3 separate regions of the Mus musculus genome follow, and all the other regions are linked to region 3. A link is a contact called in ENCODE Hi-C or POLR2A ChIA-PET data. All regions are on one chromosome and are shown on one strand. The core of a region is the stretch at or near the end of the contact, and the rest is flanking DNA. Distances in the headings are between cores, read along the strand shown.

Region 1 (3,577 bases), core at 659-3,158, 74 kb before region 3:
CCTGTGGATCTGGAATTAGAGGTGGTTGTGAGTAACCTGAAATGAGTGCTGGGAATCACAACTGGGTCCCTTGGAATAGCAGTCTGGTCATTTAAATGAGGAATGTCCTCTGTGAGCTCGAATGTTTGAACGCTCAGTCCCCAGGTGTTGGTGCTATTTGGGGAGGTTCTGGTACCTTTAAGAGGTTGAGCCTGGCTGGAGGAAGTAGTCGCTGAGGGTGAGCTTTGAGGTTTTTCTTTGATGTTTGATAAGCCTGGCCCCTCTTCCTGCTCTCTGTGATTTCTGTGTGATCAGCAGCTTCCTGCTGCCATGACTTCCCCATCATGATCCTGTTCTCTGCCAATAGAACCAAATGCCACAACAAACCCAGCTTCCGTGAGCCCTGAGTTCTTTTGTCAGGATCTCTTACCACAACAACAGGAGAGTGGCCAATACGAGCAGAGCTTGGTCTTGGACCAATTGGAAGCCCTCTCTCCCTGGTGCAGCCCCGGCATACACTTCTCCCGTTCACAGCTTCCATTCATTTTCAGAGAGGTCTTCCTCCAAACTCCTGGTTAAGCATCACAACTCTAGGGCCCTTCCTCTTCTAAACAGCCGGCTTCTAGTGTGGTTTGGGGTGAGAGGTAACATTGTGATACAATTAGGATTAGCAGGGAGAGGCTGGGATGTGAGGAAAATCCAGATGTTTTCCTGTCTGCTACAGAAGTGAGCTTCACAGAAAGCAGAACGCTACTCCACCGAATGTGCTCAGGGTTCCTTTTGGCTGTGGAGTGAGCCAACTTTCATCCAGGTTTATGTCCATCTAAAGTGTCTGCCTGCTTCCTAATTCTCCTCCCACTGCTCCCAGACCACACTGGGAAAGCTCAGGCTTCCTTAGAGAGCTGTGGGTATTTCTGAAGGGCTGGCTGGCTCTTCCTTGGGGTGCTTCCAACAATGGTTCTTCTTAGTGGCCACATCTATGACTAATTCTTCAGGCTACAGTTTTTCTCACAAAAATGGTCGTGTATAATTTTTAAGAGAAAAGAATATCCCCAGAAGAACTATAGCATCCAACTAGATCTTTCTCTAGTTTAATTTTTTTTAAATCTTCTGACTCAAAGGAAGAACAAGAAATTTCCCGCAGGTTCTGAAATATCTGTTGCCATCCCATGGAGGGCAAGCTGAAGTCTCTTGGGATACAAGGTGGCAAACAAAAAGATAATTCTGGACCCCACGTGTCCAATGTGAAATGTAAGCAAAGCCACTTTCTCCCTAGCTGGCCAGTTCTCCCTCCTTCTCCTGGCCCCATCTATGCTTGCTTCAGGTTGGGAGGGAGGGAGTCAGAGCCAGGATGGCTGAGGGCAGGGGGCATTGGCCTGACGGTTGTCCTCTTGCAGCTCCTGTGGGATGATGGGATGCCTCACTCCAATTGAGGCATCGGGGATGTCTTTCTCATAGTCCATTTATCACTGAGCCATCACAACAGTTCAGCTGAAGTGGCAGAGGCATTCCCAGTTCACAGTGTCCCCTGCTGAGTTCTTGAGAATGGGGAGGGCCACAGGTGGAAAGATCATAGCTGTTTGAAGTTGGCAACTCTACAGAAGAGGGTGTGGGTCACAGAGAGGTCACAGGAAGAGGATTTCTGCCTCAGGCCCTGGTAAACAGATTCTGGCTTTTCAGCCATCTTTGGCAGCACTGAAGATTGGGGGATGGAGTGGGGGTGGGTGGGACAGGGCTTGGTGGCAGATAATTAGGGTTCAAATCCTGGCTTTGGACAACCTCAGGCAGATTTCTTAATCTCTTTAGGCTCTCTCTCCCTCATCTGTGGAGTGACGATAACACCTGTAACTTGGGAGGTATGTGGCTTTGAGCATAAGGCCAGCACACAGCAAGTGACCTCGTTGGTCTTGCCAGTTCTAGCCAGTGCCACCAGCCTTTTTGGCTCACTGCCTGCTTTCTCTCATCTCCTGACCTTGCCTCTTGATCAACCCCCTTGCTGTTTCTTTTGAAATATGGATAACAACTAATTCTCAGCTAGCACATGAGCTGGTATTCCTGTCCCTACTTGACAGCTTAGACGCTGAGGCAAGCTGGGCCATTTCTACAAGGCTCAAGCTGCGTCAATACTGGGCTTTGAGCTTGGGTTGGAATCTAAATCCAGTCTCCAGCAGCTCTGTGGTAAATTCATGGTCCTAGGCCAGCTGTCAAGGGAGACCTGGGTGTGCCCAAGTGTTCCTGTCACCAAACTCTTCCCAAGCATTTTATCCCTGGCCTTTGGACAGTTGTCAAAGGGGAAGGCAGAAGGAATCTTTAGAGGGTGCAGAGAATGCAGTGCGGCCTTGAGCTGTTGCTGACTGTCCTTGCTATGTAGCAGGCTCCATGCAGGTCCTGAAGCTGTGAGATCTCCAATGTGCGAAACTAAGCTGTCCCACCCCGCCCATGCACACTCTCCAAGCACAAGGATCCTGCCCTGTTTTTCTGAGTCTCTTTCACTCACAACAGGGCCCATCCCTCAATAACATCTGATTGACTGATTGACCAACAGCCAGGTCAGAAGACAAAGGTCACACTGAACACAGCAGGACCTTGCTGGGCTGCTGAAGCAGGCGAGGGACCAGACCCTTGCCCCGGAAGCCTCCTGTGGAGAGCTAGGACATGAGAACAAACCGGTAGCACAGGTTCAGTCCGGTGGAAGGCTGCTGTCAACCAGGAAGAATCTCCTGGGACTGTTTAGACAAAGGAGCTAGAAACTGGGGACGTTCTGCTTGGCTTCCCCAAATCCCATCATATCTGAAGGCACCAACTCTGCCAAGACGTAGCATCTCTCAGATGCCTAAACAGAGGGCTTAGCAGGGCTGACCCTTTGCAGGAAATGTTCCTGCTCCTCCCTGCCTGCCCTTTCAGCAGGAAAAGCCTGGCCTCACCAGGAAGGATGTGGAGGACAAGGTGATTTAAAGGATGGAGAGGAGACTGATGTGGGAACGAGGGCGGAGGCAACTGAAGTTCATAGCCAGAGGAGGGAGGAATGAGGGGCAGGCAAGTCAATTGTCTCTTCCTGCTTTGTAGCAAGACCTCTTCTTCATCCCAGCCTGGGCTCTCTCCTCTCTCCATCTCTATCCTCCACCTGTGTGCTCTGCTCACTTCTCACTTCATTTTATCATCATTAGGCACCTCCTGCAGGCCACACACTTTGCCAGGCTCTACAGTCAATGGGCTCAAGTAGGGAGGAAAGGTCTGTACCCAGTTGGCTGTGGGTCCTGTGCGGCACACTGGGGCAGAAAGGTTGAAACATTTAGTCGCCCAGCCTCCTCCATGAGAGGGAACTGGCAAACCAGGGGAACACATCCAAAAAAAGAATGCAAACCCAGCAGAGGCCCTGGATGTAAGCTGCAAAGTGGTTAGGCAATGGTGGGCACATGGGCTTTGCTGAAACAAAAGCAGAGGGCTGTGCAATACAGTGTGGGCAAGGACAAACGGCGTCCAGATCCCAGGGTTGAGAGCGTGGGTAGGACCAGGATCTAGCTCTCTGCCGCGTGTACCCAGGGTTGCACAGGTAACAAGTGATAGGTACCAATCAGCCACAGAGTGCTTGCCTGGC
Region 2 (3,456 bases), core at 335-2,834, 110 kb before region 3:
TAGTAGGTGGGACCGGCCTTTTGAAAAGTGACTGCTCATAGGCTCAGAGCCCGTGTATTGGATGCTTGGATCACAGCCTTGGGAACCACTGGAGAGTTGTGGAACTTTTTGGAGTCTTTAGGTCACTGAGTCATGCCCTAAAGGGACTGTAAGATATTTTCCCCATCCCCAGCCATAAGAGAGTGGCTTTGCTCCATTGTGCATCCCTGCCATGGTATACTGCCTACCACAGGCCCCAGGGTGCTCACTTTTACAAGCTCTGGCTTATCAGTAAAGTTACAGTTAAGGAAGAAAAACCCTGGGGCTGAAGAAATGCTCAGTGGACAAAAAGCTCGTTGTGCAAACACAAGGACCTGAGGTGGAACCTCAGTCCCCAACAATCAACATACAATATTACATATATTGTATATCATATATATCATAAACACATACATATAGATAATAGAATCTGGGACCTCATTGCTCATTGGCTAGCTAGTCTAGCCACTCAGTGAGCTCTGGTTTAGTCAAGAAGGCCAACCAGAGTGGGATTGGAAGGCCTGCCAGGCCTAGACAAGCAACCGAGAGAACTGGGGCATGGCTTTCAAATTGCTTCGAGCAGAGGTCTCTCAGGGGACCTACTCAGGCCTGTAGGTGAAAAGCTACCTTGAAGACCTGGCCTGCCACCAAAACCTATGTCTGAGTAGCTCTGTTGACTAGATCAGGCTGCCTCTGTGACCTCTGAGAGGAAGACACCTTAGGCTAACAGAACCTGAAGTCTTCTGTTATCAAAACGTCATTGTGTGTGTGTGTCTGTGTATATGTCTGAGTATGTGTATGTATGTGTTTGTGAGTGTGTCTGTATGTCTGTCTCTGTTTGTCTGTGTGCCTGTACTTGTATCGGTGTGTGTGTGCGTGTCTGTGTATCTGTCTGTCTGTCTGTCTATGTCTTGCACCTGGGGCAGGAGCCACGATTGCCTTCAAGGTCTGTGGCCTGAGCCCTCTGCCTGCTGACTGACAGTGGGGAGTGGGGAAGGCATTGATTGCCCAAGGTTGCTCTGGGTTGTCAGTTCTTGAGGGAGTCACATGGGCAGGCTAAGAGACTAGAGACCCCGATGATGCCCTGTCCTGCCTGACTAAGGAACACAGATCCAGGTGACCCATACACACCAGGCACAGTCTGTGACCTACTTCCACTCACCAGCCCTAGGACCCTTGAGGAAGGACTTAGTTTCTGTCTCCACAACATGGAGGCACCACCGATAGATACTCCATTGGGGCTATACTCTGAAGTTGTCAGTGTGATTTGAAAATGTTCCATGCTGTGGACACCCAGTGCTGCCCTGGCTCTATCCAGCTTCCGGTGCTCTGGAGGGTGCCAGCACTTCACAGCTCTCAGATTGGCCCTTCTGAGCAAAGGGGAGCTGGAGAGCTATCGTCAGCTGTGGGTGGGATTCACTCAGCGGTTATCTCCCACTCTGCTCTGTGTGGGTGTCTAGGGTTTGTTGAGAATGCAGTGGATACCCTGGATACCTGGGATGGCTCCAGGAAAGGCTGGGCTTCTCTGCTGGACACAACCCACATTCTTCTGCCAAGCTCCCGGGCTGAATCCAAGGCAAGGGCATGCTCCAGATTCCCTCCAGGGGAGCAAAGCCAGCACAGCCTGCTTAACCCAGGAGCAGGAGGCTCAGAATGGGGTGCCTTCCATACCCGGGGACTCAGTAGTGCTGGCCTGGAAAATGTCCCCTGAGAGACAGAAAAGAAGCGGGTGGCAAGTGGGGAGAGGAACATGGCATGTGAGTGGCCTGCTTAGGTGTGAAAAGAAAGAGTTTGCAGCGCCGTGGCAGGAGTTTGGGGCAGGCAGTTCTTTCCACGTTCTTCCGACTGTCTCCCATGATCTCACCAGTCCCTCTCCCACCCTCTCTTCCATAAGGGCCAGCAGAAGTCATCTAACCCAGGGAAAGGTGAAGAAGTGGCTCACATCCCTTCTACCCACAGGCACATCTGTGCAATCCCACAGGGCACTCCCTGTCTCCAACTCTAAGTACATAAAAGAATGCATTTGTTGCACGTGGGCTCCATTGACAGATTCTGAAATAATGCTCAGCCAGGAGCAACATCAAGCCTGGGAGCAAGACTGTATTATTTAGTTTTATAAGCATGTGTTTGGAGCAGAACTGTCTTCCTAGATAAGCAAGGCATGGAGCTGAGCTGGACTGATGGATCCGAGTGCTGTCAGTGGCGTTTGCAGGGTGTTTACAGGGAGGTGGGAGGTTGCAGAAAGAATGTGGAGAAGTGAGCTGGCACCAGGCTGAGCAACATGGAATGAACTGAAGGGCAGGGGCCAAGCTGCCATTGTCTCCTTTGGATAGACATCTTTTTCTCTGGGTTAATGAAAACTTATTTGATCTCTCTCTCTCTCCTCTCTCCTTGTTGGAAGGACTGTATGTGTATGTGTGTGTGTGCACATGTGTGAAAAGAGAGAGGGAGAGAAGGGAAGGGAGAGGGAGGGAAGGAGAGAGAGGGAGGGAAGAAGAGAGGGAGAGAGAGGAAGAGAGAGAGGGGAGAGAGAGGAAAGGAGACAGAGAGGGAGAGGGAGGGAGAGAGAGAGAGAGAGAGAGAGAGAGAGAGAGAGAGAGAGAGAGAGAAGAGAGCAGTTGGTAGAGGGCTTGCCTATGAGAAACTTGTTTTGTTAAGTCAAAGCTAGGCAGCCAAGCAGGAAGTCATTTCCTGGCCTTCTCCTTCCTCCTTTCACCAATTAGCCAATCATGTCAGCCTGTGAAGTTGAGCACCCATTAATGGATGAAACACAGCTACCGACTACTTTAGGGATAAAGGCAGGAGTCCTGTTGGTTTGGATTCTGGCACACCCTTTTAACAAAAACCCTTAGGGCTGGAGAGATGGGTCCGTGGTTAAGAGCATTTGTTGCTCTTACAGAGACTTGGGTTTGATTCCCAGCACCCACACAGTAGTTCTCAACTGTGTGTAACACACGTTTCAGGGGATCTGATGGCCTCTTCTGGTCTTCACAGGAATCAAGCATGAATGTGGTGCACATACATGCATGCAGACACAGCATCCACACACATACAATGAAATAGTTTTTAAAAAGAATTATGTTACCAAGATACATTTGCTTTGTTTCTGTGTTCCCCCGTGCAACACCCAGATTGTTTGTTTCTAACACCTAGCATGCCTGGTGTGTGGTGGCACATGCCTGCAATCATAGCTCTCTGGAGGTGGAGGCCTGAGGGTTAAGAGTTTGAGGTCATCTTTTATGGCCTAATAAGTTATAGGCCAAACTTCATGAGACCTGGTTGCAGAAGGGATGGGGGTTGAGTGAGAAGAGGAGAACAAAGGGAGGAGGGAGAGGGAAAGGAGAAGAATGAGGAGAGAGGAGAAGGACAGGAGAGGGAGGAGGGAGGGAGGGAGGGAGGGAGAGGAGGGAAGAGGGAGGAGAAAGAAGAGAGGAGGGA
Region 3 (3,463 bases), core at 66-2,565:
GCCTCTGTCTTTACACCTCAGCGTCCTGCCCCACATGTGCCCGCCAAAGTCTGCCAGGCAGGTGTGCGATTCCTGGGCCGCAGTCTGTGCACGTGTAACCCTTGATGAGCTATGGAGTCCCGCTCAGGGTCTTGCGCTCAGCTCAGACCCTCGGAATTACTGGGTCAGAACCGGGAAACTAATTTCAAGTTTCAAACCCAGGTCTGCTGAGGCTTTGGCCTGAAATCGAGTCCTTTGCCCAGCCTTTCCCGCCACCAGATTTGAGTACAAGAGGGCTCGGTGTTCCGGCTTTAAGCGGTGCGCGTTCAGTCCCGGCCACCGTATCCCTAGAGCCCTCTGTTCCTGCAGACAGACACTCGAAACCTGGAGCCGGTTTTTCTTTCCTGATATCCAGGCGGACCCCCACCCCCGCCCAAACCGGGAGCGTAGAGATCAAAGCGTCCTCTTTCCCAGACTAGCCGAGCCGCCTTTTTCCAGCCCTTTCTTATCCCTGCGCTAGGTGGCTCTGATCTCTCCAAATCTTTCCTCTTTCTACGCTCTTGCTTTCGTGGAGAATTCCCTGTTCATTTAAAAACGTTTTGTGGTTGTTATTAAAAATAAAAACAACAACCGAACTGACCGCGTCCGGTCACTAGCACTTCGGGTTCCTAGCGAGTTCGGGGGCCGTGGGCGTGGGAGCACGAGGCTGCCGAATGTCTACGTTAACCCACAGCTGCTAGCTGGGTCCCCGGCAGAGGAGGTCACAGTGGCGGGTAACGGTGTGGATTCATCGGAGTGTAACTTTGGGCACCTCCTTCACGCGGGAGATTGTCACCGCTATCCCTTCCCCGCCCCCTCCTTAGGCTAGGCCGCTGGTCAAAGAAGGCACATTTTCCTGAAGTTTTAGAAAAATGACCACACATTTTAGAGAAAGGTCGTGCCCGCTTCCCAGCCTCACCTAGTCTGGGCCACTGCCAGGATCCGCCTCCCAGCACCACCACCCCCCCTTCCCCAACCTAGCGGAGGGAGAGATGCCAGGGCGGTGGAGTCATGCCGCTGGCTTGGGCACCATTGGCTCATGCCTGGAACACGCAGCGGCGAATACGCACATCTGGCGGTGCGCCCGGGCGGCTCCCAGCCTGATAAGGAGATAGAGGGCGGGCGGGTGTGTGTGTCCCGGGCGTGCGAGGAACGCAGGACGCGCCGTGACCGCCCCTTCTCGCACTTGCATCACCAAGTCCGCGGTCTCCACCCACCTTTTGCCCCGCCCCCGTCCCTCCTTCACCCCTCCTCTGGCCAGTTCTCCCTGGAAGCTATTAATAGCATTACGTCAGCCTGGGATTGGTAACCTGGAGTTAAGCGGGCTCCCTGCCAACGCGAGGGCTTTAAAAGGGGTGATGCAACGCGCTCCCAGCCACAGTCTCACTCAGCGAGACGCCGCGCACGGTGCTTCCCCAGTGGAGCCAATCGGCTAACCCGCGCTCCGGCAGAGTCCTTGGCGCTCGCCCGCCGGCGGGACAGACCACCCGCCTCTGGCCGCTCTCTGGACCCTGGCCGCCCCGAGCGAAGACTGGAGGTGAGTTAGAGCCACACCGAGGAGCGCTGCCCTCCTCACCCTAAGTTCCCCTCTGGTGACCAGTCCCGGGACCCTTGCGCCACCGGAGACTGAAGCCCTAGTGTCCGTGCCACAGTCGCTCGGCTGAGCCGCTCTTTGCCGCTGCCGTTCTTAGCTGGTAAAAAGTTTCTGGTAAAGTGAAAGAACGAACTTTCTCTTTTGACTCGAGGCGTGAAAGATGCCCAGGGACGGAGGAGTTGCGCTCTCAGTTTGCAACTAGGAGAGGTCGTCTGGGTGGAAGGTGGGTGCTGGTGCGCGGAGGTGACTCACACTCTGGCGATCGGGGTCCCCTCTTCCATCCATCACTTCTTGTCCCGGACCCTGGACTCGGAGCGGGTCCCTCCTAAGTCCGCGTAGAGGCGCAGTGGCCGCGGCTTGTTGAAGCGCTGCTCCCGGTATCGAGCTAAATGAATGAAGACCGGACGCTCGAACGGAGGTCCGGCACAGCCGCTGGAGGTCGCCTTGCGCTCCCCGGAGCAGAGATCTGGGCAGCATGACCGCGTAGAGCGCTGTGAGCGAAAGTGTGTTAGGATAAGTTTGGAGGCGGCGAGCCCTGGTGTGGCGCTGTCCCGGGGCTGAAGGCCGAGAGGTCTCCGCACCAGCTAACTTCGGACCGCTAGGTTTGAGACGTCACTTCCAGCCTCACTCGCTGTTGTGACTTGCTGTGCTCTGGCTGACTTTTAACCGGCCCTTGAGTTTCTTTATGTATTGGAAGGGAAGCGAAGGAATCGGATCAAGCGGGTGGAGGGACCAGGGTGTGGAACCACTTGTACTTGGGGGGGGGGGCGTGCGGGGGGGGGGTTGTTTGTATTCTCGTGACAGAGTCTCACTCTGTAATCCAGACTGCCCATAAAAACTCCGGCCAATCCTCCTGCCTCAGCCTCCCAAGTGCTGAAATTACAGGCCCACACGCCCAGCACCTTTCTGTGCGCTGTGTGCTTCAGATAGCCAGCTTTTGACAGATTTGTTTCTAGACTAAAATAATTAAAGTAAAAGGAGCCAGGGAGGGATGTTCAGTGTGGAGGCTCCCCCACCCAGCGTTCCTAGCCGGTCTCTGAGACAGGACAGGAAAGGGGGCCTCTCTTACATCTCTGTCTCCTAGCTCTCTCCCGTTGGATTGATTCCCTGCTTCGACCCCATGCTCATTTTCAACTCCCATTTCTGTATTTTCCTCTTAGCCATTTTATTTGATTTAATCATGTAGCTCACGAGCTTTCTTATAAATTAAAGGAGTTGCCAAGCCCGATTATTTAAAAGGTTTATTCTCCCCTCCTGTTGTTCCACTCTTTTGAGACAAAGTCTCCCTATGTAACTGGGGCTTGCTTTAAACTTATGGCAGTCTTCTAGCCTCGGTCCCCAAGTGCTGAGATTACAGGCATGTGTCACCAAGAAGGGAGCACATGTTTTGCATGTTGCATTTGTTATGGGATAATGTTACCACATACAGGCTCTTGCTTGGAGCGGGTGGGGCTGGGGTGGGGGTTGCTGTTGCTTCTATCAAGAGGTTTCAGAGGCTGCTGACCAGGTTCCCAGAGTGAAGAAGGCATTGCCCAGCACCTGTGGCTATCTAAATCCCTTCTTGGCACACCAGTTTCTTCTGGTCTTCATTCTGTCAGAGCCTCCTCTATGAGGGGTGCCAGGTATGGGTCTCTTCAGCCCTCAGTTGCCCCCCTGGCAGGCAGCTCTCTCTGTGGTTGCTTATTTGGTTGATCTATTGAACTAACTGATGGGTCCTCCTGGTAGTGCAGAATGAGTAGAGGGTGGGTGTGGGCAGCTTGGCTGGACTGGACCACACCCATCTCTGTGAGTTTAGTTAGGCAAGTGCTTTCCTTCTGGGACCTCAGTTTATTCAATGACAAAATGGGGGTT

Evidence for each region. Hi-C counts contacts between places; a loop is a spot of excess contacts on that map. ChIA-PET counts read pairs that join two places held with the same protein, here RNA polymerase II (POLR2A).
Region 1: POLR2A ChIA-PET joins it to region 3 with 36 read pairs in Patski. The contact joins the enhancer-like site here to the promoter of Atf3 in region 3. POLR2A ChIA-PET finds 5 or more read pairs at or near these places in 3 of 5 experiments (Patski and embryonic stem cell).
Region 2: POLR2A ChIA-PET joins it to region 3 with 60 read pairs in Patski. The contact joins the enhancer-like site here to the promoter of Atf3 in region 3. A Hi-C loop is called at or near these places in 3 of 37 maps with a recorded cell type or tissue (CH12.LX, T-helper 17 cell and v-Abl transformed pro-B cells). POLR2A ChIA-PET finds 5 or more read pairs at or near these places in 2 of 5 experiments (Patski and embryonic stem cell).

The regions. Positions count from the first base shown.
Region 1 is chr1:191,256,050-191,259,626 of GRCm38, reverse strand. No RefSeq gene overlaps it. Among named protein-coding and RNA genes, the nearest start is that of D730003I15Rik, 33 kb to the right of the region's middle. Within about 2 kb of position 1,908, at least 1 of the 3 ENCODE cell types and tissues checked has a DNase peak (open chromatin) inside an H3K27ac peak, as active enhancers do.
Region 2 is chr1:191,294,714-191,298,169 of GRCm38, reverse strand. No RefSeq gene overlaps it. Among named protein-coding and RNA genes, the nearest start is that of Nenf, 22 kb to the left of the region's middle. Within about 2 kb of position 1,584, at least 2 of the 3 ENCODE cell types and tissues checked have a DNase peak (open chromatin) inside an H3K27ac peak, as active enhancers do.
Region 3 is chr1:191,181,185-191,184,647 of GRCm38, reverse strand. It overlaps Atf3 (activating transcription factor 3), which reads left to right and starts at 1,315. Exons shown (of 4, transcript NM_007498.3): 1 at 1,315-1,555.